2 separate regions of the Homo sapiens genome follow, and region 1 is linked to region 2. The links are chromatin loops, found by intact Hi-C in ENCODE. Cell type or tissue: heart left ventricle. All regions are shown on one strand. Each heading gives the region's core, and the rest is flanking DNA. Links, peaks and the distances in the headings are about the cores only. Region 1 overlaps TMEM273 (transmembrane protein 273). Region 2 overlaps VSTM4 (V-set and transmembrane domain containing 4).

What was found. A loop is a pair of places that touch in the nucleus more often than their neighbours do. Peaks named below come from ENCODE experiments on the same cell type or tissue, not always from the same donor. Only the 100,000 strongest peaks of a DNase experiment are listed, where the experiment ranks them.
Region 1: a loop joins it to region 2, with 9 times the contacts of the local background. A loop is called at or near these places in 4 of 110 quality-filtered maps.

The regions. Positions count from the first base shown.
Region 1 is chr10:49,149,798-49,166,064 of GRCh38, forward strand. TMEM273 (transmembrane protein 273) reads right to left here. Exons shown (of 7, transcript NM_001288740.3): 4 at 15,969-15,999; 5 at 15,408-15,486; 6 at 11,802-11,825; 7 at 4,939-6,112. The coding sequence ends at 6,095. FAM170B-AS1 (FAM170B antisense RNA 1) reads left to right here. Exons shown (of 6, transcript NR_038973.1): 6 at 1,008-1,750. Among named protein-coding and RNA genes, the nearest start is that of FAM170B, 24 kb to the left of the region's middle. In heart left ventricle, for the core only: a CTCF peak has its summit at 11,978; no DNase peak of the experiment used is centred there.
Region 2 is chr10:49,072,508-49,088,774 of GRCh38, forward strand. It overlaps VSTM4 (V-set and transmembrane domain containing 4), which reads right to left. Exons shown (of 8, transcript NM_001031746.5): 3 at 13,448-13,516; 4 at 4,712-4,819. Among named protein-coding and RNA genes, the nearest start is that of VSTM4, 35 kb to the right of the region's middle. In heart left ventricle, for the core only: no CTCF peak of the experiment used is centred there; DNase peaks (open chromatin) are centred at 9,224, 10,455 and 10,919; H3K27ac peaks cover 2,308 bases.

The sequences.
Region 1 (16,267 bases), core at 4,065-12,064, 77 kb after region 2:
GCTCCCTCCTCCTAGAACACCTATTAAACGAGCACTAGAACTCCTGGATCTTCCCTCCGCATCTCTCAACTTCCATTTCACAGAATTACCTATTGTCTTTCTGCAACTCGCTTTGTGAAACAGAAAACTGATTTCACAAAATCCAGACAACCAAATGGCTGAACACGTTAGCACCTTGTTTGTCTCCATAGACTTCCTGACCCTCCTTCTACTCAGCCGCAGCTCTGTGCACAGCAATGTCCTTACTTACCCATCCCAGCTTGCCATGTGATTTCATGCTTCCAGGCATTGGCATGCCAGGTGCCAGACACCCTGCCAGGTGCCAGATGCCCTGTCTGCTTTTCTGACCAACAAACTCCTTTGTGTCCAGACAGAGATGTTGCTCTGCTGGCCACTGTGATTTTCTCTTTTTCCTGGGATCCAACAGCACCCTGTTCACACCTCAAAAGTAGCACTCACTTACCCTGTTTGCCTGTGGTTTCCTCTGTTAAGGCCACATCTATGTCTTCCTTGTTTTTTCCCATGGTGTCTCATACCATACTTTAGAAGAGGGAACATTTATAGAGCACCTACACATTTTGGACACTATTCCAAGTGTTTTACATGCAATAACTCTTTGGCAAGTCATAGCAACCCCCTAGGGCCATCATGGTCATTACAAACGAGAAAACTAAGATGAAGTTGAGTCACTTGTCAGGGGTTGCGCACAGATAGTAAGCAATTGGCCAGGAGGAATTAGACCTTAGCCAGCTGGATTAGGCCCACACTCTGAACTGTGAGAAGGAACGATTCCATCCACAAAGGGGCACACTGATCATAATGGTGGGTTGTTAGAGTGCATGCAGCTGTGTCTACAAAAGCTAGGCTACGAGTGCAGATATAATTTACATGAGTAAAGTATCCACAGGGTATAACAGGTGCTTGCCACCATCCCCTGAGAAGGTTTTCTCCTGTTCCATTGTGTCTTATTTTCCTTTTGAGACTGACCATTTCCTTATGTTTGTCAGTGCCACTTCCATCCGGACAGAAGGAACCCAGGTCAAGGCTGACAGGAGGAGCAGGAGCCGTCAATGAGAGCAGACCTCAGAAGCCAACGGAGGTGAGAAGAGCACCATCCACAGCCCCATCCTCTGAATGCTGTGGGAAGAAGTCCACAAAATACCACCCCTTGGAGTCAGTCAGTAGTAGAGCCCTTGCTGCTGGCTGCAAATACCCCATCAGAACATGTTTGGGGTGATTCTTGGACCTGGTTTCAATTTCTTTTCTGCCAGTCAGCAGTTGTGCTTGACTCACAATTTGTTGCCATCTCTTGAATTAAACTCAGGAAACAGGATAAAGATCAGAACCACATTGTAAAAGCTTCCTTATGGTTCATTTTTTGCTGAGATAAATAATGAGCAGCTCTGATCCATGTCTCTGGAGAGCTCAGAGCACACTACCAGGAGCTCCTAGCCACAGGGTGAGCACAGGTGGCTGGTGTTCTCTTGATGAGGAAAGACAGCAGTGTCCAATCTACCCTGCCTTACACGGAGCCCCAGGTGCTCTCCCGGACTGTGTTGCTACCTAAAGCACATGGCAATTGCATGATGCTAACCAGAGCAGCCCCTCACTCATTAGAAACATCTGCTTTGCATTATTTACACAGGCAAAGTTTTCCTTTTTACTGAGCCTACCCAGTTCAAACTTAAGTGGGATTTGCCAGCTATCTGGCTAATTTTATGAGCAATAATAAAGATTGGTGAACACTTGGTTTTTGCATAATTATAATCAATTTTATGTTAAACTTAGCTTAAAAGAAATTTATCTTCATGAGAAAAATAGACAGACTTTAGTGAGGACCAATCTACAAAATGCCTGACCAGAGTTCTTCAAAACTGTCAAGGTCATCAAAATCAAGGAAAGTTTCAGAGATTGTCACAACCAAGAGGAGCCTAAGGCAATGCTGTGACTAAATGTCATGTGGTGGTCTGGATGGGGTCTTGGACCGGGAAAAGGATACTAGATAAAAACAGGAAATCCAAATAATGTGTAGATTTTAGTCAATAATAATGTATCAATATTGGCTCATTAAATTGTGACAAATGTGCCATACCAATGAAAGATGTTAATAACAGGGGAGGCTAGGTGTGGAGCATTCGAGAACTCTCTCAACTATGCTCTCAACTTTTGGGTGAGTCTAAAACTGTTCTAAAATAAAAACTTTATTTAAAAATATATAAAGAGGCTGGGCACAGTGGCTCATGCCTGTAATCCCAGCACTTTGGGAGGTCAGGACAAGAGGATTTCTTGAGCCCAGGAGTTGGAGACCAGCCTCGGTCACATGATAAAACTCTGTTTCTACAACACATACAAAAATTAGTGGCACACGCCTGTAGTCTCAGCTAGTCAAGCGGATGAAGTGTGAGGATCATCTGAGCCTGGCAAGGTCAAGGCTGCAGTGAATAGTGATTGTGAAAATGAAATCCAGCCAGGCGACAGAGTGAGACCCTGTCTAAAAAAAAAAAAAAAAAAAAAAACTATACATATACATATGTAAATTAAGAATGAAACAGAAACTTCCATAATCTCATCTTCTGAATTTTGGAATTGTGTAAAAGTTGCCTCAAACCAATGATAAGTAATAGCTCATGTTTACCAAGTGCTGACAACATGTCAGTGTGCTAAGAACTTTACACACGTTACTTGTTTAATTCTCACAAAGATCCTATGGAGTAGGTACAACCATTAGCCTACTGCACAGATGTAGAAACTGAGGCATAGCACCATTAAATAATTTGTCCAGCTCAGAAAGCAGCATTTGGTTATAGAGCTCATGTACTCTACCACTGCTCTGTACTGCACAGAGCAGGGCCACAAATGAAAAGACAGTCATGAGTCCGTTAAAATTCCAGGATAGTGAACACTGGGACATAGAATATGCTGCTAAGGGGGGCTGGGACATTCAAGGCCTGAGTGACTTCTCTGCATCTGTATACAGAGCCTGGGAGATGTGCCACTCATTTGTCATCTGATGATAATCTACTCATGAAAAATCATATTCTTTGAAGGATGATTAATTAATTTGACAAATCCGAGATTAAGACAAATGACTTAGAAGGGAAAGAATCAGTCATAGCCTGCACCTGGCCCGGTATGGACTTCCTGTCGCAGGCCACTACCCCTTCTGCCTGCATCTTCAGGTCTGCCCAGTTCAGCCTCTTTCTGTCTAAGCAGCCAACCTGCACACTCCATCTCAGGGGAAAGGAGCCTCCAAGCTGGCTCTCCCCATCTTCTCTCATAAATCCCAGAGCATGTTCTAGAATAATCTTTGACACGTGCTTTTAACCCTGATTTGCAGGTTTGAACACCTGTAGAAAGGTGAGGTTCACTCTCTCCAAATGCAGCCCATCCTTGCCTCCCCAATAGCCTAGGAGACCCAAGACCCAGTTGCAGAGCTCTCTAAGGCCATTGCTCCTCAGGCTCTCCACATCCAATGACTCCCGAACCTGGGGTTGTTCTGAACTCCCTCTGCCTCCCTGACAGATCGATCCACCAGCAAGTGCTGGCATCTCTTCCCCTAAGGTCCATCCCAACCCCACCCTCACCCCCAATTCTCTGCCTCTTTGCTGCCAGCACTCCACCTGGGCCATGCTCACTTCCTGCTTGGACTGCAGCATGGATGCTGCAGGGACTCTAGAGGCTGCAGAGGGATGCTAGCATGCCGTGACTCGTTTGAAAGTCACAATAGTGCTGATATTTTTATTTCCAACTGCCTAGCTTGTCTGCCTCTCAGCTGTTTTCCAGCTTTGATGATGGAAAGGTTGCATCTTCAGGCTCTGTTCAGCTCAGTATCCCTCTGTCTAAGCAACCCTGCCTGCTTAGAAAGGAGTATTATTAACTCCTCCAAACCTGCATTTATTTCCTAAAATTGCATGATACGTGTACTTTCAACACACAGAGAAGGACACCCATACATACACATATTTATGTATTAATTTGTATAGATTCAATTTAAACACACTTTTAACTATATAGATTGATATATATATAGATGATTTTTAATTTGTTGACCTTGCCAGATAACCCTGTCCCATCTCACCTTCCCCTCCTTCCCGTACTGAATCCTGGAGGCCCTAAACCATATCCACTTCATTAGAACCTGGCTGGCTGCAGCCATCTGCGACCTGCTTCCCTGTGCAGGTTGACTCTTCCTCCTGACATTTGAGAACAATTTGTCCCCTTCCCTTAGGGCATGATGTTCTCCATGCTGCGGTGGGCTGTGTTGGGGGAAGCTGTATGTGTCCTAGGGTCCCAGAACTTACAAGGCTGGGAGGATGGGGCTTAGTCCAGACTCTGGCCTCTGCTAGCATACTGTCAAACCACAGGGTGAGGCAACCATGCTGGAATGGCCCTGACTCATGAGGCTACACTGCAGACCCAATGGCTTGTTAGGACTCCTTTCAGTCACTTCCAAGAGCTACTGCCCATTGGACCCTGCATCCCCAGGAGCTACTCTTATGGAGAAGAGCTGTTGAGGGGGGCTTCAAAGAGCTTCCAATAGGACTAGAAGGACATCCAGAAGGAAGATATTGAGCTTGGGTTTGGAGTGTAAGCCAGAGAGACCTCAATGTCAGGGCCTCCTGCCCATCTGCCTCCCAGATGATGTCAGCGTTTATGACCCAAGGAGAGGACACTGGCCTTCAGCATAATTCTCTCTGTTTTTCACTTGGGAAACCTTGTGTGGGGCTAAAACAAAACCAGAGTCCAGTGGTGGTGTTGGGAAAATATGTCATGAGGTGGGGTCGGGGAGAGAACACTGAGGTTTTGCTGTGTGTACAGAAGATAAAACGATGGCTGAAATTCCAGGAGCATTCACCTTCAGTTCACAAGTGTTTCTGCCGTTCACAAACTAGATGTCTTAATTAAAATGCTGCTGAAGGAAGCAAATCAATTAGCAGATCCCATACAAGATGGTTTATTTTATCCTACACACAGAAAATTGCTTATGAGTATCACATTACCGCTCTTGGTTATCAGTTAACAAAGGCTGCTAATGAACAGCATCGTTATCAAGTTGGGTAAGAGACGCCCTGGGAGTCCAGGCAAATCATGACAACACAGCACTTTGTTCTGAAATATAGCTCATCTTTCATCACACACAAGGAGGGTAGCCCAGTCCGAGAGATTTCCTGGAAAGTGGAAAGGCAAAGAATATTCCGTGATGTGATCCCAGAAATACAGGGTTAATATTACAAGGGAGAGAAATGCTCACGGGGCCTTAGCCTGATGGCAATTGTAGAATGTCATGGCTTTCCTCAGCCTCCACCAGTCATGTCTTCTATGCAACAGCCATGTACATTGTAATAATAACCACAAAATAATTGTATAAGGAGAAAAATAATAACTGACATTCATGGCCCTCTGCAAGGCACAGCATCTGCTTTCTCATTTGGTCCTTCGTTGGTTCCATCCTTTGAAGGTCTGAGAGCAGCAGGCCCATTCCATGAACACCAAAGCCCTTCCTACCACGCCAGCCCAGACTGCCATTTCCCCTCCAGAAGGCCAGTGTTCATCATCGATAGGGCTAGAGACCATCCCGGAGTCCCCATGTTTCAGGACTCCCGAATCTTCACATAGTCCATCTTTAAGAAGGGATCTCCTGGCAGCTAAGAGGGTGAAGCTAATCGTTCTACAAAGTAGTGCCTAACTGTTGATAAGATGGCAGTGTGTAGGAAGCTGTGTGTTGGGTCGGATTCCCCTTTTCATGAGCCATTTTCTGTGGTAGGTTCCACGGACATGGACACCATGGCCTCATGGAAGCATGAACAGCTCCAACACAGGGTGAAGCTTTTGGTGTCCACCTTCTTCCACTGCAGGCTAAATTGCTCAATCCTTCCTCTGTGCAGTCCGTTTCTTCCAGAAGAGGCATGATATTTTCCTTCAGGACAGAGGCACTGTATATTCTATTCCTTCTATTATTTGCCTCCAATATTCAGTCCATGTGAAAGTTCATTACCAGCCTTGGGTGTTTGAATGCAGAACATCCTGAGATGTTAACCATGGGCTGTTTTCCACGGGGCTAGAACCCCTCTTCACGTCACTGCTCACCTACAGCTCAATCACCTGTGCATCTCTGGAAAGGAAGAGAACCATCTGGAAGACTTATTGAGAGAGCAACTATACTCTAATGATTGCATGTGTTTATGCAATTCACACAATTAAACAGGTATAAAAGCTCATCAGCAAAGCCTGCAAGGTGGGCCACTTCCTTGTGCAACATAGAAAGGAACTGAAGGCCAGTGGCTTCTGGGTAAAGGGGAGAGCTCAACCTGGAAGTTGTTTTCTGCCTGCCAAACCCAAGGCAAACAAAACTTCATCCACTTTGATGACAAAAAGAGAAGTCATTCCTCGAGGTTAATAGGCATATTTTGGGAAACTTTTCACTTTCTGTAGTTGGTGAATTTGCACAGATCTGGCCAGATGCTACGAGGAACAAGATAGATAGACCTATGAGAATAGAACTGGAAAATAATGCCTTCACATCTGAACTACGAGCTGTTACAGAGGGTGAGACTTCTCTGTGCTTGGTGTACCAGCTTTGATGAAAGGGAAGGGCAGCATAGGTGTCTAAAAAAGGGGAAACATGGAAGAGAAGATGAGTCAACAAACCAGACTCAGAAACAATAGAATGTGGACTGAAAGTAGGATGCAGACCCTGCGAAGGGCCTCACTTATACCTCCATGCCTTGAGACCAAATTCACACCCTCACTGTAGTTTCACATAGACATCTAGAATATAATAGAATGGTATATATGCTTACATTGAATGATGCAAAATTGTGTATGACTTTCCATTGTGTATATTCAGTCACAGTCTCCTGACAGCTAAGATCTCCTCATGAGAGATGGGGCAGCAACAGCAGGAAGGCGGGACAGAGTGAAGCATCTTTGGGACAAGCCACGTCAAAGGCCATAAAACAGACAGCACATATTTGACTACCCCATATTTGAGGACCAAGGACACACGTAATGGTCAGGGATATAGAGCTTGATGGCAGTAGAACCAACGTTAAAGACAAGAAAGACATTGGAAACCAGCAAGATATGGTGAGAGGAAGTGGTGAGAAAAGTAAAGGGAGGGATTCCAAGCAAGGGCCTCAAATGCCGTCAGGGGTTTTTTTCTCCTTCAAAAGATGGAAGGTTCAGAAGAAAATGGGGTTTAGAGGCCCAGAGGCTGAGCAGAGGGTTCATCCTTCCTAGTGCCTTTAACAAGCCCTGAATTAAAAGGCCCCTTCAGGTGTTGATAAGGAAGGGATCTAAAGAAGCTGGAGTTAGCCAGGTTTGCACTTGAGATATCAATGCCCAGAGTAGATGGGCAGCCCAAGAGAGCAGCCTCCTCCCACCCCTGGCTGCCCTGAGCAGAAGAAGGGGCACTGCTGAGCTACCTTATGGATGAAGTTGTTCTCTGACAGGTAGCGATACCTCTGCAGATGGGTGTGTCACCAGCCACCAGAGAGCCAGGCACGATCTGGAGAAAATGAGATAAGGCTGGCAGAGTCTAGGGCAGCATCTGCTGGCTGGACTAGTAGGTGAATTAGGCTGCATGGTACTCCGGGCTGGCATCATGAGAAAGAGCAAGAGCATGTTGCATACCATGTGATTTAGTGGCTACTTAACCCAAATCTTTGACCACATCCTCCAAGAATCACATAGACCAACAAGGAAAGAAGAAGAACAAAAAGAAACAAAAGTAAAACTAATAATGAGGATTCCTATACATTCTGGTTAGCCCCAGGGTTCATCTGGTTAGGATACATTTATGCCTGCTAATACTGAAAAAAATCTTTGGCAAAATCCAACACACATTTCTGATTTTTAAAACTCAGTAAAATAGGAACTGATGAATGCTCCTTAACATGATAAGATATGTGTGCTTCAGCCCTAGAGCCAGCATGTTACTTGATGGACACCACTAGTGGATTTCCCATCAAAGTCTGGCAGACGCATGTTGTATGCACACTTTTTCCACTATTATTTAACATTGGTGTTTTTAGCCAATGCAATCAGAGAGGAGAAGACAATTAAAGGCATATGAATTGGGAAAGAAGATCTGTATTTTGGCAGGTGACATAATATCATAAAAACTCAAGGGACGGAGAAGAAAACAGAGACAAAGAATAAAAGCATTCAACAAGGCAACCCCTATAATGCTAACATAATCCCCCAAAATCAAAATACAATCAATGACCAGGTAGGAGACATAATGGCAAAAACTCCATTTTGAAAGCAGCAAAGGCAGAATACTTAGGAATAAATATAACAAAAAATATGACAATCTTATAAGAGTAAAATCTGAAAACTCTCCTGAAACACACAAAAACAGAAACACACAAAATCAGATAATTTTTTATGAAAAAATTATCTCTTTTCCATGGAGAGCCACTTAACATCGTAAAGAAGTAAATCATCTTTAACTTAATATGTAAATATAATGCAACCCCAATTTAAATACCAGGATGTTTGCTTCTTTTTTTTTTTCTGTGTGTTGTTTTTATTTTCTTTGCTTTGGTCTATACAAAAGCCCAATAACCAAAAACACAAAGCAATCATCATAAAATTCTCCACTGGGACCTCCCCCAGCTCCCGCACCATGAAAGATTTTTGTTTCTGTGGAAAGATTCTGAAGTTGATTCTAAAGTTCATACGGAAAAATAAATATGAAAGAATAGCTGGAATAAAATAGCAAGAATGTCCCCTGCAAAGGAAGCACAACGTGTGTGCGGGTGGAGGGAACCAGCCCCACCAGAAGGTAGAGCACACCAGGAAGCCTCTCTAGGCTCAGCCTCTCCAGGAAGCTCTCAGCACATGAATAACCGCAAATACCAATGGAGAATAAAGCCTAGAAATACCCTAGTACGCACAGAAATTTAGAACATTATAAAAGAGGCAAATGAAACACTGGGGAAATAGGGTGGTTTTAAAAAATAGTATCGGAATAATTCAATTGCCATTTGGGAAAAAGAAAAAATTGGATCTTAACTCATACCACACACCAGAATAAATGACAAATGGATCAGACATCTAAGTAAACAATAAAACCATCCAAGTGCTGGGAAAAGTATATATGCACAGATATATACATCTATATGTAAACATCTTCTAATTTTATTTTAAAAAGTGTGTCTATATAAAAGTGTTTTTAATTAAATATATTTTTGTAAAAGTATCACAGAAAGAATAAACCAGGAACTATTGAAAATAGCAACTTCAAAGCAGTAGGTAGGAACACGGTAGAGTGGACAGTTACAAGAGAAACACTTCTCTGAGTTTATCTGTTTACATAGTTTATCTCTGAATCGTGTACATGACACACGATTCAGAGATAAACTGTGTAAAGAAAACTATGTAAATTAAAATTTTAAAAGATTAAAACAGGAAATAGTAAAATATAATACACACTAAAACAAGTGTTTCTGACTCTCTATCCAATTGATAGCATAACCACACAGAGAATATAATTAATTTCATTTGAACACAATACTCTGGCTGTGCACACCTAGAGGGCTAAATTCTAAGGGTAAAAGCCACTGCAAAGAAATATGCAAGTTTACTGAGTGGGTCTATAGCTGCATAGTGCTCTAATTTCTGGAGGCATTTTGTGTGTATTATAGAATAGAGAAAATGAGTAAAAATATTATGTGGTGGAAAAGCAGGGTTTTTACTTTGGAGAAGGCAATCTAGACACATGGATTAGGGAAAGCTTAGGAAAAGTCTTATGATATTGAGTGTGTAATTTAAATGCACGTTTCGTGACTCTGCCCATTGAAAGGGCCTAGAAGCAATGACACCTCAGTAGCCCTGAGCACACATTGTGCCCAGATCTTAGTTTCTAAAAATGATTCCACAGTAAAAATTAAAATAAAAGAGAGAGAGAGTGAGAGAGAGACAGAGAGAGTGAGAGAGAGACAGAGAGAGAAACAGGGACCCTTGGGAAAATTAGACCCTTGTGCTACCCTTGGGAGCAGGTCAAGGTGAGCCTGAGATATTGTGTTGTCAGAAGTCTAGCATGTGCTCAAAGACTAATGGGTTCTGTCTAAAGGGCACAGAGGCCACCAAGAAGTGACTTGCACTAGCCAAATTTGCAACAATTTGGGCTTCAGAAAGAATCATGATGGCAATGGATTAAAATGCCTTGAAGTCCACAGTAATAATCCTCAACAAAAGAAGGAGAAAGGGGAGATAGAATAAAAAGGCTTCCTTGTGGATGAATGTCAGCTATTAAATATAGAAGAAATGCTGGAATTAGAAAGTCAATATTTTGTAATCACCAATGGCAAAAACTGCTTGAAGCAGGATCATGAATAGGTATAAAATCATTAGGTGAGGAATTGTTGGGGGTCGGGATATTCACATAGTGTCAAAGTGCCACCCCTCGTATTATTCATTTCAGAGGGGAAAATTCTAATTTCTACAAATGTAGAAATCTAGTGGTCACTCCCTTAACCAAGCAAACGAAGCATCACCAACAGTGATGCAATACAACAAAAGATACACAACATCACTTCATGGTATTTCTGACCAAAAACTTCAATCTGAATCTACTCAGGAGAAAACGATCAGACAAATCCAGAAAATGGGACATTGTATAAGACAACGGGGCTTAGGGACTTCTCAATTAACAATGCCATAAGGATAAAAAGCAGAGGGGCTGTTCAATACTGAAAGAGACTTAAAAAAAAGACAAAATAAATACAAATATTTTTTCTGGATTGGAAAATAGCACAATAAAAAATAGAGCAATAAAAGATACTTCTGAAATAACCAGAGAAATTTAAATATGGACTGTATAATAGATGATATTAAATTAGCATTAATTTTCTTAGGAGTGGTCACTGTATTGTGATTATACACAATAGGAAACACAATGGTGCTGTATTCAGGGGTGAAATATCATGATATCTACACTAATTTGCAAGTAGATCAGTCAAAAAAGGCTTATGTACACAGAGATAAAGCAAAGGGGGCACCGTGTCAGTGAGTGACCCTAGGTGAAGGGTGTATATATTTTGATTGTCCCGTTCTTTCAACTTTTCTTTGGATTTGAAAATTTTTCATAAAGCAGGAGAGTGAGGTCAAGAGATTGCCCCAGGCCTGTGTGACCATCCTGGGCTGGTCAGACAGGGAGCAAATTCTCAGTGGGTTTGGCACATGCAAGGGGCATGAGGTGAGGAAAAGCCAAGCTGGGGAATGTGGATTGTGAAATGATGATTCTCAAAACCCTGGTGAAGATGCCTTCATTCCTAGGAGTCTTCATCCATAGGCTCATTCAATCAGGGGTCCGAGATCCTGTCCCCTTCTGTAGACCGGCCCTCCACATACAGGCTTCGTCCTCTCCGAGACCCCAAAGCAGCACTGAGATGCAAATACCCAGCCAAACTGATAGCATGATGACATGAAGAGATGTTTGGGAATTTTTTTCATCAAATGGACTAAATTGGCTAATTATTAGATTGGACACTATCATAGGATAGGTCTTGGAGAATGAAAAAAAGTTTACCTATCCTGTTAAAACCATTTTCTCAGCTCTAACTGGGCAAATGCCCCACAGCTTCATGTTAAATCTTGCCAAGTACCATCATGTCCCAAGGTGATGCTGATTCCTGGTCTCACAGCTGTCCTGGCATGAGGGCTCCTGGCCATGCCATGGTTGCCCGTCCCACGTGGCCAGGGGAGGGAGAGGTCATGCCGAAAACCCATGCAGCCCCATGGGGCAGAGACTGCCTGTCCTCCTTTTAAGACAAGTGATCACTCTTACAACTCACCTTTTGGAGAAATTGTGGTTTCGCCTGCAAAACAAGATAAAAGGGTGTTCATTGCCTAAGCCTTAGAAGCCAGAAAGACAATGCAAAACTTGCTGCAAGAGAGTGGCTTGCTTGTCATTAGCTTGCTCTTTTGGGTCTGACTTCCTCATGACTCAGCCTGACTCCATCTAGTGTTAGTTTTGGAAACTCGAATCCTGCTTCTCCTCTCTGAAAGTCCCTCTATTTGCAGAGGAGCTCTGTTACGATACCTGCCAAGAACAGCTCCCTGCACGTGGTGAGGGCGATGTATTAATTATCAGGGGTATAAACTCCCATCCAGCCATTGCCTCCCAGCCTCCCTCTCTCCTGGCCTTTATTTCTTGCCTCCCTCACCCACTTGCTTCCTCTAGCATCCCTTCATGTTTTCTCATGAACTTCGCTTTCAGAAAGTTCATTGTTGAATAACTATTGGAGCCATCTTTCCTGGATTATGGAAAATGCCTTCTATAGCCCTGATAGCTCAAAATAACCCAGAACTTCCAAAAAACACATATAACAGAGACGCTCCTCTTAGATGATCATGCATAAGAACATAAAAAGCACAGTGACTGCTCATTCAGCAGTGTTTTCAAATGGGTCTGTGTTGTATTGCTCACAGCAGCATCATCCCACACAGATGTATGTGTGTCAGAGTCCATCATGAATGGCCACATGCACATACACACACATATACACAGGCAATAAATGCACACACACATATAGACAGGCAATACATGCACACACACACATATGCGTGCGCACACACACAACAGGATTAAGGATCGAGCTTTGTGAAATTTCATTCTATGTGAAGTCCGTGGCTAAGATGTCCCTGAAGCATGGTCTGCTTCAAGGTCTGGCGATTTGCAAAGCAAAGTGCCTTAACTCAAAGTCCCCCTCAATGTGTGCCAGGAATTCAGATGGTCAAGGTAGCGTCCCTGTGCTGGGGGGAGCTCTAGTACTTTAGAGCCTTCCCCGTGGTGAGAAGGTCACTGTGCTAGAATCTCCACATGTTTCAATATTCCTGACCACAGGGGCTGAGCTGGCCACAGCAGTCTGTGTCCTCTGCCTGGGTACCTAAGCACCCAGCAGAGGGCCCCTGAGGCCACATGGTGCCAGGGTCTTCGCCATGGCCAACACAGCCCATCCATTCAAAACAGACTCCTCCTGCACTCCTCACCACAGATGCTACCGCTACCTGGACCCACAAAGGCAACAAAGGTTCTAGGAAGTCAATCCTTCTCACCCTTCCAGACTCCATCCATGGCCTCCTCATGTCCTCCAAGAGCCCTGTGTGAAAACCCTTATAATGGCCAGTCCACCCTGATTCCATGGTGGGAGATGCTGACTCAGCGCCCAACCCACAGCCATCTGAGTGCTGCCCTTGGGTCAGCGGGGACTGGGACACCCTCCTGGCCAGGTGCCGCAGCTGCACACTTAGGAGAACCTGTGATTGTGCCAACCCCCCTAGGGCTAGAAGAACACAGAGCTGCCCGGGGCAAAGGCCTCTTAGGGCGGGGGGAAGGGAGGGGTGTGAAGAGCTGGCCAGCATGGAACTCTACTCTCCCGCATCAGTGGATTTGGGGGCACTGGGAGCAGTTCGGCATGTTTCTTCTATAAAAAGGAATGTGACAACTTCAGCCAATGTGGGTCTGGGTGTGTGAATATGTGCATGTGTGTGTGTGTGTGTGAGAGAGAGAGAGAGAGAGAGAGATGGGACATATGGCATCTCTGGTCCCTCAACCTGAAATATCCCCAATTCGACCACACATTTCCAAAACCCCCTGAAGCTGGTTACATGCCCTAGATGCAGAGAACGTGACATGGCCAGCAAGAGGAGTGCTGTGTGGCCACCGGGGCCTGGACACTTCACAGGCCCACTCAATCTAAGTTGACCACACATCCCTATTTCCCTAGGACAGTCCAGGCTCACACCTATCATCCTGGTGCAACTTTTACAGAGCCTCTTCTCACTCTCACAAAGTGCTGTCTTGGATGATAAGTTATATATCCTGTCTTCTCCAGCCCAGGACCCAGTGGACTGACACAAACTTGGGGTGGGGGGATGACATGGGAGGGGACAGAGAGAAGGAGAGTGAGAGTCAGAAACAGAAGGAGAGATGGGGTGCTGGGAGACAGAGTTGATGAAATGTGCTTTAATGCTTCACAATCAGAAACCACTGCTGAAAACTAGAATATCTGTAGGAGGAGAAATCCTCAAAAAAAGTGAACTTCTCAAGAAAATCCATGTCCAGCTCATCCCAAGCGCATGACTCCATGAGGGCTGATGAGTCATGACCCGCAGCCACAATGCACCATGCGTTCATCCCTCATGCAGCCATTAATCCATCCGCTCCTTCAATAGACACTACTTGGAAGTTACCCAGTCCCTGGTCCCATGGAAGAACTGGAGGGTGAGACTGGGCTCTGGGTACTTTCTAAAAGCCACTAACCCTGTGTCAACCCAGACCTCTGTCCTAAATGCCAGCCACTTACTAGACATCTCCTCTACATGGAAGTGTCCAGAAACTTTCGGCTCACCATGTTCAAAAAAATATCATCTCACCCAGCTCACTGCCCAAAGCTGCTCCCCCACCAACTTCCCAAAGGGCACCTGCTCAGAGAAAACTCTGAGCTGTTCTAGATTCTTTTCTCTCCTCCAGTGGCTGTCTCAGTCCCTCATCCCAGGTCCCTGGGCCAGCTCCTCCTTAACTTTGTTCCCATCTTTCATTTTTTCCATTGCCTCCACCTGGACTTACTCCAGCAGGGCTTTGCACCAGGCCTGAGTCTCTGTCCGGGCTTCCAGCACATCTTCCTGGCTGCAGCTGGGCCCTCCTCCATGCCACCATATAACAAAAAATATTCTCTCTCTCCCCTGCTTAGAACCCATCTGTAGGTGACCAGAAGTTTCAGGACAGATTTCAGACTCCTTTGCTTAACACAAGCCCCTCTGACTGTACATGCATAGAAACTACCTATCTCTCCAGCGCTTCCTTCCATATCGTCACATGAAACACTTGCTTCTGCCACACTGCATGTTTGTCAGCGGCAGGTTTTACCCATGATGCCTACATATACTAGGGTTCCCTCTGCATTCATGAGCTTCTCTTAGTCCTTCCGCACGTAGCCTGAGGCTCCCCTGCACCTCCTAGTGGCTATGCAGCCCTCTGCACCCCCAAGACACAAGGCAACACATGCTTAGCCTGCCATAGACCTCCCGGGACCCCCACCCCCACTGTGCAGCCACCACCTGGGACCTGCCTGTCTCCCCTGTAGACTGGGGGAGATTGTCCTACTTCTCTCTCCTTGACCCCCAGCACCTAGCCCATGGCCTCATGTTCAGTTATTTATTCATTCATTCAACACATATGCAAGTATCCACTTTGTCCCTGGCACTGTGCTAAGTGCTGTGCTACAGAAGTGAAAAGGAAGACCCTACCCGCCCGGAGCTTACATTTTAGAAAAAAACCCATGCAAAATAGACAAATCAATATATCGTATAGCATCAACTAGTGCAAAGAATTATAAAGAAAACTAAAGCCAAGCAAAGAGAAGAGAATGGTGGCTGGAGTCGAGAGGGGATTGTACCTTAAATAGGCCCTCCATGATGCAGTGGTGACACTGAAGCAGGGATTTGAAGGAAAAGAGGGTCGAGGCTTGCAGCTTTCTGGCAAAGAGCATTCCAATTACAGAAAACAGCAAGTGCAAAGGTCCCAAGGCAGGACCGTCCCTGAGGACGTGGGCTCTGTGCAGAAGAGCAGGGTACCTTGATGCCAGCAGGGAAGCCCAGAAACCTGGGACAAACCACGTGTGACCTCCCAAGTGACAGGGGCTGGAGGCCTCATTCTGAAAGTCAGGGGTATGCACTGAAGGGGTCTGAGTGGGGGTGGAACAGGATCTAATCCAGGCTATGCAGAGGCGAGCCCTACTCCCTTTGACGGCTGTAGCCTGTGGCCCTCACTCTTGTGACACCTGCCCACTGGTCCAGAGGAGGAGAGAGTGTAAGGAGGGGACCACGAGGTGCATTCTAGTCACCTAGAAAGCATGCCAGAGTGCAGAGAAGGCTGGGGATGACAGGCAAGGGAGTGGCACGGTCAAGACAGGAGAGAACACGATACCTCTCCCTGACTGTGTGGGCAGTGACCTTACCTTGGGGCTCTCTTCTTTAGCGGGATGGTGTCTAAACAGAGAAAGCCGGGCATTAGGAAGGGGGTCGTGTGACAAGAGGTGCAGAGCATTCCCTAGAGCTTTCACCTCCCTCTCCTTGGTCCTCTCACTCACGGTTGCCCTCGAGAGACCCGGGGCCTGGCTGCTATGTGATGAAGAGGCTGTTTCCTCCCCTTATTTGTGGGGATACACAAGGATAAGCAAACTCAAGGATAAGCAAACTCCCATGGCCTATTAAGCCCCTCGGGCGATGCACACGCCAGCATCTCGGAAGCCTCCTC
Region 2 (16,267 bases), core at 4,706-12,705:
AGAAGAGACAGCAATAAAGTCTCCTTTGAGTGGTGATTTAAAGATAACCACACATTCCTCATCACTCTTCCTCTTCCCTAAGTCTGGCCCGTCCTCACAACTTGCTGTAATTGATAGAATGTGGGAGAGTGACACAGTGCCAGCGTCCAGTCTAGGCATGTCCTTGGAGCCTGGAGCAAGTTGGGGGGTATGGCTACCTTGCTGGTGACACCACAGGGAGAGAAATATCACCAGCCCTGCTGTCCTATTTGTCTCAGAGGCAGGCCCCAGGGCTGAGAGTGGCACTACCTTGGATCTCCAGTCCTGGTCAACTTCAGGTGGCTGAAGACACACAGATGACTCCAGGTGACACTGCCAGAAGAACCACCCAGTTGCACCCAGCCCAGTGCAGAATCTTGAACAAATAAATGTTGTGTTAAGCCACTACTTCCTGGGTGATTTGTTACTCAGCAAGAGATACCTTGAACATTTTGGGATTACCCGTGTGTGTTGACAGGAAAGGCAACTATTCTTAGTTATACCTTCAAAGCCAGGAAGGAAGTCTTGACCACCTTAAAACAAGGCCATATTTATCATATCCTTTCTGTCCTATCATATCATTTTTGTTATTAAATTTCATAGAGAAAAAAAGTTAGGAACAGTCCAGGCCTCATGGATCTACAGATCCATGCAGATCTACCAGCAAATCTACCTGCCAATCTGCTTCTGGAACACCACCTGAGCCTGAGCAACCTTCTTGGGCACCATCTAGGGGAGGGAACACCCTCAAAACCCCTTGCAGTGGTGCCAAGGCTCTGGGAGGACGGCTTCTGCTATGGCCCTGCAGTGGAAGGTACAGGGCTTAGATTCAGAGGAAGTGGGGTATGGGTCCTGAGCAATATCTGGGCAATTTGCCACTGCTCTGCATATCCCCACCTTCTCAGCTAGGACACAGGGGCTTGATGTGACCACTTACACCCCAGACAGAGCATGGCAGAAGCAGAATCACTCACAGACAGTGTTCCATTTGCACCATGACTCCCTTGTTGAGCCTGTCTCAGGGGGTCCCAGAGGCCTTGTTTCCTCCAATTCAATGGACCTGGGAATAATCAGCTCAAAGCCCATGGTTTCCAGGGGGAACAATCCTGCCCTTCCCCCAACCACAGGACAACTTGGAACGCTCAGGGGATGTTCTGATTATAGCACTGATTGGGGACAATCCTTGACCATTGATAGGCCATGGCAGGGAAGCTTGACATCTGTGATATATAGGAAAGTCCACAAATGAAGATTTCTCCTATAGACTTTGAGTAACCCTCTTGACATTCATGCAGAAAAGAGGAAACCCATTCATGAGAGCCTGGAAGCTAAGTCCAATTTATGTGGAAACACAAGGTGTGTATTTTCTCCATGCTAATGCACAATGAATGTTTAAAGGGTGTGCAAATTGGCTGAAGAGTGTTTTCTTTCATTAAAAACCCTACCAACAGTTGGGATGTTAGGAATCCCATCACCATGGGCAGTGCCTCTCCTGGATATTACAGCCCATCTGTGTCTGTCTATGCTGATCCTTGTCCCCTGCATGTTGAGTCTTCGCATATACAAACAGGTGCTTATCTAGCGTTTATTTCAAGCGTCAAATATAAAGGATTATTATCTTCTCTGAAATTCACACTGATTCAAAGAAGAGGTGTAATACTAGAATTTGTCTCAGTGTGCTATAAATTGCTTTCCTCTGATTTTTCCTTTAATTATAAAGCATTAAGTTGATTTGAGGGGGTACACATAGTATAGCTCATCTATGAATTTCATTTTAAAATAGTAGAGATCATTCCAAAATACTTGTTGTAAAAGCAGGATGCTTGATGGGATAGAGGTAAGAAGAACAGCTCTAAGGCCTTGCTACTCCAAGCATGGCCTCACACCAGCAGCAGAGCTGGCTGGAAATGTAGGATTGCAGGCCTGCCCCAGACATCCTGAATCAGAATCTGCATTTGAGCAGGTTCCCACGTGAACGGTCTGCTCCTGAAGTTTTGGGGAGGGCTGCTCTAAGACTCCTGGGCCCAGCTGAAGGAGACTACCTAGGCCCATCATGCACGGTCCTCCATCCTTGGCCCCACAGTGAGTTGAAAGATGCCTGGCTCCTGGAGGTGCATGGGGCAAGACCTGCCCTGCCAATGGGAGTTGCACTCAACCAAAACCAAACTACTAGGAGATGCAGGTACTGGCTAGAGCTGTCTTGGAAGAGCCTCAGCAACAACTGCCATGGAGGGCTAAAGAAAAATTCCCTTGGCAAGGTCAGCCCCCGATAGCCAAGGTTTTCTTGAATAGAAACATGAGAGGCTTGGGAACCCAGCTTGGAAACTGCCTATGTTGCTTCCACACTCCAGCAGTTGAGAGGCTGGGGCTCAACTTCACCCTACCGCTCCCTGGTTTCAGGGCCTTCTCAAGCTCCTCAGCTGTGCTGTCAGGTAAGAGCATTGTCGCTCTCATCCAGGGTCACATAAGCACATGGAGGGGCCATATGAGGTGCCTGGCCCACAGCGGGTGCTCAGACAACGCTCTGGACAGCTGTGGTTTGGGGAGGGTTTTCAGGCACTGTGCACAGGTGCAAATGGGACCATCTGAGGCCCACTCCAGTGGGGATGAGGCAGCTGGGATCCCCATTCTCTGAAGCCTCTCTGTGAGGCCTGGAGGAGGATGCCAGGTGCTTGCACATGTCCCAGTCTGCCCTTCTTGGCCCTTCTTTGTTTCCCTGATCCTGTCTAGGGCCTAGCAGGGCCTGCAGCCAGTGCAGACTCTCGATCATGCCCCTGAGCCCAGGCAAAAGTGCCTTCAGAGCATACCCAGCTTGGAAACTGCCTATGTGGCTTCCACACTCCAACAGTTGGGTGTAAGGCAGGTGGGAAATAAACCCATTTGTCCACCATGTGCTGAGCATCTGTCCTGAGCCACATTCCAAGGAGAATGAATTGAATGTGTGGTCCCTGCCTCTCACACTGTCCTCTTGAAGGAAGGCCCATGCCAAGGCACAAGTGCAATGTGCCACAAGCTCACAAGAGTATTCAGGGGTTGAGAACAGGAAAAAGCTGCATTGCCACTGATGAGGGAGGTGGGTATTGCAGGGGAAGGCCCTGGAGCTGGCTTTGAAGGACAGCATAGAGACACAGGCAGAGGCTGGTGGGAGAGCACAGGCTCCAGAGGAAAGACACCCATGCTACAGCCTCTGCCCCATTGCCGATTGTGGAGCATGCTGGAGTTCTCCACTGCCCTCTGGATCCCCGTCCACCTTTGTCCAGCCTGCTCAGCCCTGGAGGCACCTTCCTGTTCCTGACCCCCTGGCTTCTGGTGGGTGGCACCAAGGGCAATAGCAGCAGGAGATCCAAAGTGGGGAGGGGAGAGGGCCTGAGGAGTGTACCATCCTGGCTCCCTCCCAGCTGCCTCCTGGTTTGTCAGGAGCTGAGTCCCTCTCTGCAGACCCCTGATGGTGACACCTCTCCCAAAGCTGCAGCTAACGCATGGTGCATTCCAGGAACCTCCCCTCTCCTTGTCCCTTAAGGTCTAGGATGGAAACAGCATCCCATGGGTACTTGTCATTGGATGTGTCACCTCCCTCATTGTCCCTTAGGCTTGCCCACACCCCTGCATTAATGCTGCACAGAGTCACTGTTGGAGTGGCCCCTCAAACTGTGACCACTGAATCTAATATTTCCAAGCTCTATGACCTTGAGCTAACAGTGACAATTATTGTGTATAATTAGAGCCATATGTCAACATAAAAGCAGGACATTCGCTGGAGCCTGTGTTACAGGTTTTAGCATCTTTCTTTTGGTAACTTAGTCCTCACTATGAGCCTGAGACTGGTGCACTCCTGCCTCCTCCATGTCGCAGATGAGGAAAGCAGGCACAGAAGGAGGTTGTCAGCCTGTAAGTAAGGGAGCCACTGGAACCGGAGTCGGTCCATTTCCAGAGCTCGGCTCTTACCCTGGTCATCTCTGGGAGCCACAGTGTCCCCAAGCTGTTTTGGAGATTCTGAAGCAGGATGCAGGGAGAGGCTCTCAAAGGAGACCTCCAACAGGAGCTGCTGGGCAAGTGAAATCGGGGCTCGGGGAGAAGCAGAGACTCTCGAGAAATCAGGCAGTGTTCATAGAGATATGAGAGTCATGAGAACTACACTTTCCTGAGAGGAAGGCAGGAAGGGGCTGAAGGCAGAGTGCAGAGAAACAGGGACACCAAAGTGAAAGGAGACGGAAGGGAACTCTCAGACTGGTCAGGGAAAGAACTGGGGAGACTTCCCAAGTGCCACCTGCCTGCCAGTGAACGCTCATAAGAACATTCCACTGAGGGAAGAGGGTGTCAATCTCCTTTCATAAATGAGGAAACCCATGTTCAGAATGGCTCGGGAACTTGCCCAAAACCTCAGCCTCAAACTGCAGAGTCAAAATCCAACCCTAGGCTCATCTGATGCCACAGACTCTTCAGGGAGATTGACAGCAGGAAGGGGCCTCAGAAACCGAGAAAGGGGAAATTCAGTGATGTCAATGATGGCCACAGTGTATTTTAGCAGAGTCCAAGGGAAACACAGCTTGCTCACTTTGCCCACAGTCACAGGTAAATAATCCCTGACTCACAATGCACTTTTCCACCAAGGTGGTACTTTGTCTAGCATCTTCCGCCCGTCTGTGGTCGGGGTGTGCTCCCATCCCAGACATGACCTTATCTGTTTTCTTACCTCTGGATTTCCGCTTGTTAAACACAGACTGCCAGACGATGACCAGCATGAAGAGCAGAATGCTGAGGATCCCCACGCAGCACACGAGGACAGCATACACATAGAGATCTGAAAGGCAAGGACAGACACGTGAGTCAGCCTTCTGGGGGCCGCAGCAGAAGTGCGCTGGCAAGAGAACAATCAGAATTGGAATATTTGAAATCCCAGTGCTACAGTCAACAAGGCAGTGTGGTATTGGTGCAAGGACAGACACAGATCAATGAAACAGAACAGAGAGCCCAGAAATAGACCCACACAGGCATGCTCAGTTGATTTTTGACAAAAGTGCAAAAGTAATTCAACGGCGGAAGGACAGTTTCTTCAATCAATGGTGCTGGGTCAATGGGACTTCCACTGGCAGAAAATAAAACTAAAATAAACCTCACCTTTTATTCAAAAATTAACTCAAAATGAACCACAAACCTAAATGTAAAATGTAAGCTAGAAGACTTCAGAAAAAACCCACAAGAAAAATCTTTGGGATCTAAGAATAGACAGAGTTCTTAGACTTGACACAAGAGGCACCGTCTATATTAGTAAAACTTGACATACTATACTTGACTTTACCAAAATTAAAAACTGATGTTCTGTAAACAAACATATAAAGAGGATAAAAAGTCAAACAGACTGGGAGAAAATATTTGTAAACCACATATCCAACAAAGGACTACTATCCAGACTCTAAAGAACTCTAAAAACTCAACAGCAAAAACCACACAATCCTGTTGGAGAAATGAAAAAAAAAAAAATACAGACATTTCACTAAAGAGAATGTACAGGTGGCAAACAATCCCATGAGAAAATGTTTGACTTCTATCGCTGTTAGAGAAATGCAAAATGCAACTACAGTAAAATATCCCTCATGCCTTTCAGGGTGGCTAAAATAAAAAATAGTGACATCCCCAAATGCTGGCAAGGATACAGATAAACTGGGTCACTCAGACGTGGCTGGTGGGAATGTAAAGAGGCTCAGCCACTCTAGAATAGAGCTTTACAGTTTCTCAAAGGAGACACCTGTAACAACCATTCAGCCCAGAAATTGCATTCCTTGCATTTGTCCCAGAAAAATGACAGCTTAAGTTCACATGGAAAACTGTACATGTATGTTGGGTAGCCAAAAACTGGAAACAGACCGGATATCCTTCAGCAAGTGAATAGTTAAACAAAGTGTGGTACATCCACACCACAGCATCCTCAGAAATAAAAAGAACAAACTATCGACACACACACCAACCTGGATGAATCTCCAGAGAAGTACGCTGAGTGAAAAAAAAAAAAAAATCCCAAAAGGTTACATTCTTGATATGACATTCTTCATCAATGTAACATTCTTGATATGACAAAATTATAGAAATAGAGAACAGATGAGTGGTTGCCAGCAGTTAAGAAGGGGGTGGTGGTGAGAAGAAAATGGGTTTGGCTACAAGGGCCACTTATAATGACAGAAATATTCTGTATCTTGACTGTATGGATGTTAATATCCTGTTTGTGATATTGTTTTATGGTTTTGCAAAATGCTATCATTGGGAGACATTAGGTAAAGGAAACAAACTGGTACAAGGGATCTCTGTGTATGATTTTTTAGAAATTGATTTTTTCTTTCTTGCCCTGTGGCCCAGGCTGGAGCGCAGTGGCATAATCTTGGCTCACTGCAACCTTCTCCTCTCAGGTTCAAGCATTTCTCCAACCTCAGCCTCCTGAGTAGCTGGGGCTACAGGTCCACGCCGCCACACCCAGCTAATTTTTGTATTTTTGGTAGAGACAGGGTTTCACCATGTTGGCCAGGTTGGTCTTGAACTCCTGACTTCAGGTGATCCCCCCACCTCCACCTCCCAAAGTGCTGGGATTACAGGCATGAGCCACTGTGCCTGGCCAGAAATGGATATTAATCTACAATAATCTCAAAATAAAAAGTTGTCTAAGTTGAACAGTTAAACCATGTTCATGTACATACATCTCTTTTAGAGATAAGGTCTCACTCCGTCACCCAGGCTGGAGTGCAGTGATAAAATCACAGCTCACTGCAGCCTTGAACTCCTGGGCTCAGGAGACCTTTCCGCCTCAGCCTCCTGAGTAGCTAAAATTACAGGCATGAGACTCAGTGCCCAGCTACATATACTTACATTTCTTAAACTCTAATAATCAACGTTATCATTAGTCTGATCAATACAATGCCAAGCTGCTCAGAAAGTGAAAAGGGAAGCCAAAAGCATTATTCTAACCATCTTTGAAGAAAAATGCCACAGGCATTTATTTGAACTTAGCAAAAATGTTTCTCTGTTGACTTAACTTTCTACAACCAACAGACATTTACTATCAGCCATGGTCAGTACTTTCCTGAGTCCAAGAAAGATAAAAATGCACACACAAAGGCTTTCTCTTCAAGAAATAGAGGACCACTTAGTAAGTGTAACAATAAGAACGTGTGTCCAATACCAGGAACACTCAGAGACACCCAGCCCAGCCTGGGGAGGCTGAGAGAAGCTTCCAAGAGGGCTAGAGTTCTGCACCGAGTTGTATTTAAAATAACAAAAAATACAAAAATGTATAGAAAAAAAAGCCATCGGCCATCCTGTCACCCTGAGATAACTACTATTAATAAATATTTGGTATACTTTATGATGAATATGCATATATTTTTAAATTGAGATCATATACTTTCACATCTTTTTTCAATTTCTCTCATTTTCTCAATAAATTCTTTTCAAAAATGATTCAGAATCATTTTGAAAAATATGATAAAAGTTTATCATATTAATATATCAGCAATGATTTAACAATCTCTTACTATTGGCTACTCAAAGTGTTTCTACCTGTTCCCCATCATAAATAATTCTGTGGTGAGCATTCATGAACTTAAACCTTAGTACAACTTTCACAATATGTTCTCAAGATTAAGTTCCTAGAAGTGGAATAGCTGAGTCAACAGGAAAAGAACATTTGTAAAGCCCTTGTGGCGTGGAGAAGCAGTTAGTTAAGTGCTTAAGCTGAAAAAGCAAGCCTACTGGGAGTAGCAGGTGGCTGGCTCCCAGGGAGAGCCTGGAGAAGCAGGTCAGGCTTATGGTTAATGAGAAGAAAGGGGGCATGAAATGGAATCAGACATTCAGGTTCCTTTTGACTCTCCCCTCCCTGGCCTAGGCCCCAGGGAAGCCCAGCAGAACCTCTGCCCCTGGAGTCTATGAGATCTTCCTGTGTTCTTAAGGCAGTCAGCATTTTTGCCTAAGCTAGTTTGAATAGATTTCTGCTCTTGGCAATTTAGATGTCTGGACTGAAAATAAAATAAGTAGAAAGTGCCTTAGGGCAAGGTAGCAGGTGAAGGGTGCATCTGCACTAACATTTAAGGAGAGAGGGGCAGGTGTGTGGAAGGGAGTCTCCTACAAAGGATCAGAGCTAGTCATGGATGCAGAGGAGGGCTGGGGCGAGAGTTCTGGAAGCCCAGAAGAAAGCACTGTAAGAAGGATGCCTTAATAGCATCAACTGCTGGAAAACATCCACTCTGTTTTGCTCCTAGGAAGCTACTGGGAAAGTCTTGGAGGAAAGCCCTGTCAGTAGGCTGGTGGGGGCAGAGTCAGGTTAGAGAGGTCCAGAAGCTGATGGAATGTGAGGAGCTTGAGAAAGTTCTCACATAGCTAAAAATCAAAACTGCCTTTCTAGTAAATGCCTGTGTCTCTGATGTGTGGGCTCTGTAGATTAACAGGGTGGAGAACTCTGTGAGGGGTCAGAATTAGGAGAGAGGCTGCAGCATCCATTTAAACAGTGTGAAACTCAGCAACAGGACTCTTGGATTCTGGACAAGACACTTCATGACGAACTCAGGGACAGAGCAAAGTTCACAGACCAGGATTTGTGGCAGGATCCCAGGGCACAGGATGGCCACAACCCAGCAAACCCACGGCCAGTCCTGCCTTTCCACATTGGTCAGCAAACTACTCCAGAACAGGATGGCAGAGCCCTTGCTGGCAGGAGAAGATGGTGAACAACACAGTCAGGCTGCCAGGCCGACAGAACCTCAGGCAGGTGAACACAGCACCTGCCTGGAAGGGACTATGCAAATGTGGTCCCCAGACCAAAAGGCAGAGAAACTTGCCTTTAGTCTTATTCATGGAGTGGAGAGAAAAATTGTCTTACAAAAGCTTCCATGCCCATGGAGCACAGCAGCTGATCCACAAGCTCACCTCTTCATCTGAGCTCTTTCCTTCGCTTCAGAACAGCAGGAACCCAGGAGGGACAAGGTTGCAGGTAAGAACCGCAGTAGGCATCTCTCCCCAAGTGTCCCTAGCAGCATGCTGCAGACATTTGGGGCACACTCTGCCCAGGCAGGAGGTCAGGGGCTTCAAAAGGCCCAAGCTACAGTTTCAGTTCACAGCTTCCTCAACATGGCTCAAAGGGGGCTCCCCACAGGCAGCCAGGGCTACAGAATCAGAAAACATCTGGCGACTCTGGAAGGCTCAGCTGGCCGCCAAACACACAGGCCTCCAGTTATGGACACCAGCCAGCGGGCACCTCCTGCCTGCGTGTGGCTCCCCACACACACAAGACCGGTCATGGCCACTCTCTGTTTTGTTCTTGAAGCTACAGATCTGTAAAAAGTGCTGCCTTGCAGGAGAAGAAAAGCTCAGAAAGACCACCTGAGTTCCCCTTGATTGAGCAGCAACCAGTATGCCTATGTTCCGAATTTTTTTCCCTTCTGTTACAAGCATTCCTTTTGTTGCATAAAGATAACCACCCTGCTGTGTCCACTCAAAACATGAAAACCCCCCTCCCTGGCTGTTCTCTGCAAACAACAGTTAAACTCTGAGCCATTGAAGCCAGGGTCACAAATTCCTACGACTGCAGAGTCACCTTCCTGTCATGTCAGCTAATGCAAAGCCCTGCCGCACTCAGTTCCAGGGCACTGCTCTCAGGCTGGAATGCCCGCCCAGTGGTGCCAGATCTTCCAATTCATCCTTTACCTTTTTATGTAAAAATCTCTCTATAAAATGTTGGCTCAAAAGTTTTAAAACTCAGACTAGGCCAAATAATGCTGGTTGAAAGGTTGAAGCCAGACCTTTCAACAAAGGCTTGAGTTTAACAAAATATCTGCAATTAATCAAATCTGGAGTTCACTTTTAAAATACCACATATGGTCAGGCATGGTGGCTCATGCCTGTAATCCTAACACTGTGGGAGGCCGAGGCAGACCAATCACCTGAGGTCGGGAGTTCGAAACCAGCCTTGTCAACATGGTGAAACAAATTAGTACAAATTTTTGTACTAAAAATACAAAAATTAGCCAGGTGTGGTGGCACATGCCTGTAATCCCAGCTACTTGGGAGGCTGAGGCAGGAGAACTGCTTGAACCCAGGAGGCGGAGGTTGCAATGAGCCAAAATCATGCCATTGCACTCCATCCTGGACAACAAGAGCAAAACTCCATCAAAAACAAAAGGAAAAGAAAAAAAAACACATATAGCTGCACACCCACAATAATTCTAAAAATCATGTTACATTCCCTTTCTCTTAAATCATTTACAGTTTTGTCTTTTGCCATTGAACTTCCAAAGGCATCACTGCCATTTTTAGACTCAACTGCAAGCTGCCATGTAGAAAATGCCCAGGCCTCCCTGAAGCAGATGGCAGGGCTGGCAGGCTGGAGCAGCTGCCCATGCAGAGACAGGCCAAGACTGGGGTGCATAATGTCAGCATGCCAGCTCCCGCCCTCCCAAACAGCCCCACCAAGCCAGGGCCAGGCAGATGGCACCTGTTGCCCAGCAACCCTGATCCCAGCAGGGGTATATTCAGTGCTCCTTTGAAAAAGAGTGACCCCAGTGCCCCTCAGCAGAGTCCAGGAACCCCGCTCTCCCCTGCTTTCTGAATCAAGAAAGTAAGCTTCAGTCTTGTACATTTCCAGGGCAAATGGAAAAGTCAGGAGATAGCAGTTTGAGACATAAGGCTGTGTATTTCTATTTTTTAATCCAGCCTGTAATACCATCTTGCTCAGGGTGAAATACCTGAGTGATAGCCCCAAAGGATTTTAACTCACTCCAGCATCTCACAAAGAGGCCTGACAATCAATGCCTCTTTTGTGCAGTGGGCTCACAGCCAGGATGAACTAAGCCCCAGGAGGATGGATATCCATCCACAACCCCTACTGTAGCTCTCTCGTCCAGGAACAAAAGGGCAAAAGGCCTGGGATCATGCGCCAGGGAGTTTCAACTGTACCTCTAACCTCGCCAAAGCTACGGCTGGGTTAAAAAAGCAAAGCACGGAGACGCTGCTGCTGCCGAAATCATAGGAAAAGATTGGTCTGTAAACAGCTGCTCTGAGGCAGGCACTACACATAGCGAGAATGCCAGTTCTGCTTTTGGATGAGGCCTGATTCTCTCTGTTGAGAAGAGAGCACATACTGGGCTACAGATTTCATGTAGAGAGTTAGGTCGGGAGTAACCCTGACATTCTATAGCTGCACATGAATTATGAGATACTGTTAATTGCACAAAGGGTTTCAGAAATGCTGATTATGCTGTGGGGTATGTTGGGTCTAAATGCCACAATCTTTCCAAATATATGGTCTTGTTTTTGCACCATGGCATTTTCAAAGTATGGTCCTCAGACCACTTGCATAGGAATCACCTGTGGCCCTGAAAGTTCTCTGATCCCTTCCTAATGTTATAACCAGAACCTCAGGGGCTGGAGCCTGAAGTCTCCCTGGAAGATTCTGATGCATCTGATGATACATAAGGCTCCAGCTGTCACATCCCTAGTGATCTACCCTTGCCACAGCCAGGCCCTCTCCATATCCCAACCCATCACAGTGCCTGGTCACAGGGCAGCTCCAGAGACATGGGGCAAACATCAATGGGGTTGCCTCAATTTTACTAAATAGTAATGAGAAAGGTAAACCTTGCCCTTACTACTGCTTCACTCTATGAGAAGTAAAGTCATTTTCATTTCTTTGCCAATGCCAATGAGTAGGCATTCTCTTAATGAGAGGCTGAGTGGGAGAAATGGGGATTATTTTACTAGGAGGCAGTCATCAAATAAAGAAAAAGGCAACTACAAAAATGCAGAGAAACATCAGGAAATACAAAGAATCACTGTTGGATTCTCATGAGTGCAATCTCATAAACAAAATATTTATGACTACAAAACAAAACAATTAATCCTAGAGGCCTATGTGGGTGACACCTTATGGTCTGCAAACGATGTTCACAATAAAAGTTACATTTTCCTAAGACAGAATGTGTTTCAGTCTACTGCTTTATAACTAGGCATTGGAAGGGGTGAGCTTGAAAGCAAGTACTTGCTCCCTAAGGATGGCCCTCCTTCTGCCAGATCATACAATGGGTTAACAAAGGGTGACAGTAAGGCCTCAAGACATGTGCCTCTCCTTAGAGACTTTTGGCTAGATCATTCCTCATCAATAAATGTTGTACCATCACCAGACATAATCTTTACAAAGTTCCTGACCACCTTTGAACATTAATCAGCCTTTCACTGATCCAAAGCTCTGCCAGAGAACTCACAAAGTGCATTCTTTAATTGCTTATGATCATAATCCTCACCCACTTTATGATAATAATTTCTCCGAACTTTCCTTACTCCAAGACAGGGTTTTCCAACCTCAGCACTCTGGATACTTGGAGCCAAAATTCTTTGTCATGGGGACTATCCTGTGTATTGTAGGATTGGCATCATCCTTGGCCCCTGCCACTAGATGCCAGGAGTACCCCCAAAAGCTGTGACAACCAAAGATACATGCAGACATTGGCAACTGTACCCTGGAGTAGCAAAAGTCACCCACTGTTGAGAACCCCTGCCCTAAGGCCCAAACCTGAATGTGCATCAGAATTGCCTGGATGTCTTGTTAAACCCCGGATTTCTTGGGCACCATCCCTAGAATTTCTGATTCTATAAGCTAGGGCAGGGCACAGCCATGTGCATTTGGAACAAGCTCCCAGGTGATGCATATGCTGCCGGTCTGCAATCACACTTTGGGAACCACTGTTCCAAGGCCATGGTTCTCAGCCTGGCTGCATGCTGCAATCATCTGGGGAGCTTTTAACAACTTCCAATTAAATCAGAATCTCTAGAGATGTGGTCCAGGCATTCATGTTCTTAACATTCCATGAGTGATTCTAGCATGGGTTGAAAATTACTTGGTTAAGGATTGCAAACTGTTTCTAGAACCCCAAACTCCTTAAGCAACCTGAAATAAAATGTAGTCACAGTAGAGGTACTTATCATTTTTATATCACTTGAAGATTCGTCCCTAATATCACCTGGGAGTAGGAATTCTGGAGCAAAACAAAACAAACAAAAATTATGTGGACTGGTGCTTTAACTTCCACTCTTTCAAAACTGTGGGCTGATACTGTCAGGGATTTCCATCTCACTTTGAGTAAGTTTAGACCAAGAAAACAACTTAAAAACTAAGAAGTTAGGGTCCTTTCTTTATATTCTGTTTCCTTCCTATTGTCTAAAAGTGAGGCTGCATCTTATCGTGGGGTGGGGGAAAGGGGGAGGGATGGCATTAGGAGATATACCTAATGTAAATGACGAGTTAATGGGTGCAGCACACCAATGTGGCACATGCATATATATGTAACAAACCTGCACGTTGTGCACATGTACCCTAGAACTTAAAGTATAATTTAAAAAAAAAGAAAAAGAAAAAGCAACTATAGAGCAATAAAAAAAAGAAATATACAAGCTTTACCTTCAAAAAATGCCCAAGTCTCTTTTGTTTTCTCAAAGGATGACTCTTCAGAAGCTTTGAGGGAAATGACTGAAAGACAAAAAAGAAACAGCACAGTATGAAAAAATAATGCCACATGGTACACATGGCACTTACATTTACAAAGCAATTTCTACATTTGCAAAACCACATTTAGTTGTCAAAACTCACATGTTAGGGAGGGGTGCAAGGACTTTACCTAACAGTTGGGAAACAAGGGGCACAGGAGAGGTTGAAGTTAAGTCATCCATGTTTAAAAGCCAGTAAATGGCAAGCTCAGGATGCAGTTCAGTAAAAGCCCCACTTGCCCCATAGACTTGAAAAATAAGAAGTTCCCAGTGGCAAACCCAATAATTAATACATGATTTATTTTACCATTTTAGTGGGAATCTTTCTAAAATGTAGTGTACTTGTCCCAGTATTCCTGGATAGAGGAACCTGAAGTCATCAGATGACTCAAGGTTAGTGCTCTGAGCACCATTCTCCATGCAAGACAGACCCACAGAGCCACAGGCATCTAATTGTGAGAACATTTTGTCTTCTTTCAGGTAATGGTAGATCACTGAATTCATTTTGCCTGCTTTCAACAGGCAGGGAAACAGAATTGAGTTACACTGTGTGAAACTTTGAACATCACATTAAAGGAGTCTGGGCCCACGGAAAGTTTCCATGTACAGGGGTAACATCATCATAGGTAAAGATCTAGAAAACAGACTGATGAAAAATGTAAAATATCACGGAATGAGATTATTGTTCAATAGAACCTTCTGAAGTTATTGAAATGTTCTATATCTGCACTGTCCAATACAGCAGCCACTGGACACATGTGGCTACTGAATACTTTAAATGCAGCCAGTCTTACCAAATAACTGAATTTTTACTTTTATTTAAGTTTAATTAATTTACCCAGCTACATGTGCTCAGGGGTTACCACAACGAAGAGCTCTAGACAAGAGAATCTAGGACCAGAATTGAATGGAGATAGAATCAACAAAAGAGACAAGAAATACGGCAAAGATGGCCTAGAACTTAAATTCGATTTACTGCCTCTCCCACAAACTTTTGTATTATTATTGTCATGATCTCAATTCTGAATTTTCCTTCCTTTTGTCTCTCTGGGCCTTGCACTGGATATTTCCTATTGACATATCTTCCAAATCATTAATTTTCTCTTCATCTGTGTTTAACCTTCTGTACAACCCTTCTATTAAGTTCTTAATTGCATTTATTCTTTTTATTCAGTTCTATATTATTTGTTTAATTCTTTTGTAGATATCTCAGTTCTCTAATGAATTTCTCTAGGTTGTCATCTAATTCTGCGACCATATCAATCATATTATTTTAATGTCTATGCCTGATAAACTTTCATATTTGCACTTCCCATAGACTCCTTTCTGTTATCTGTTTTTGCTTTAGATCTTGTCTGTTGGAATGCCTGATAACTTTTTTCTAATTGAATGCCAGACATTGTATATAGAAAATCTTGGTGACTCTAGATAAAATTTTGGTTCCCTGATAGGAAGTTAGAGTAGGGGGATGGTCACTTTAATCCAATCAGGGTTTGAACTGTTGAGAGGCTTTCAGTTTTTATAGAATCCGCTCTATTTCTGGTTTGCCCTTACTCAGGGTTCATTCGGTCCTTCAGGGTTCCCCAGCAAAAATCCTGGGGTATTTACCACAACCTCCCAATTTTTATCTCACTGTTAGAACTGCCAAAAACTAACTCACCTCCTAAACATACTGGTTGTCACTTTCTCCATAGCTTCTCTCAACTAGCACTGCTTAAGTATGAGTGAGTTTCTTAGAGTTAAACGTCTCCAGCAATTGGGCTCACTTTGCTGCTTTTCTCTGTGATCTAACTACCTATCTAGTCCTTCAGATAACAATTAAGATAGTTGGATATATATGCACATATATATAATTATATATGTTATATATGTATATATATACATATGTAATATATATGTATATATACATATGTAATATATATGTGTATATATACATATGTAATATATATGTGTATATACACATGTAATATATGTATATATACATATATATGTAATTATATAATACAAATATATTTATGAAATGTAGATATGTGAATCAGAAAGCAGAAGTGCTGATAGACTTTATTTTCAGTTTTCCTAATTGTTCTCAGGAGGAGGGCTTTGCTCTGCTGAGAGGTTGCCTTGATCACAGAACTCCTTTGCCATTAGAACTTAAATTATTTAAAAAGTAGTGGCTATATCTTCTACCTCTGTATTCCTATCACTGGGCACATTGCCTGGCAGCTGATAGGTGCTTGGTAAAATATATGAATTATATATTTCTTTCTGACTTCCTCCCAAAGGAAGCAACCTGGACCTCCAGGAAGGAGCTCTTAGTGAATATCTGACCTTGCATGTGATCTAAGATACATCAGACAATTTGTCCATCACACCCAACCTCCTTGACCTGCTCAATACCCATAGCCCCTGTAATCTACTGACTGCCAGATTCCCCCTTCAAACACTTAAAATAAGAAACAGAGTGCATGTGGTTATTGTGAGCCCTGAGATTGAAAGAGCCAGTGGATTTTGTGGGTGGCCATGTTGGAAAACAAGTGAGCAGAATGGAGCGGAGCCTAGAACCTGCATAGCAGAGGGAAGATGAGAGGCCAAAGCTTGATGGCACTCTGGGCCCCACAAGGCCTGGCATGTTGTATTTACTCTCTTTGCATTCCAAGAGCTTTGCACCCTTAGACTGTGCCCACTTCTCTCCTGAAAAAGCTTGGCTGGATTTCCATGGCTTCAGCTAATCAAG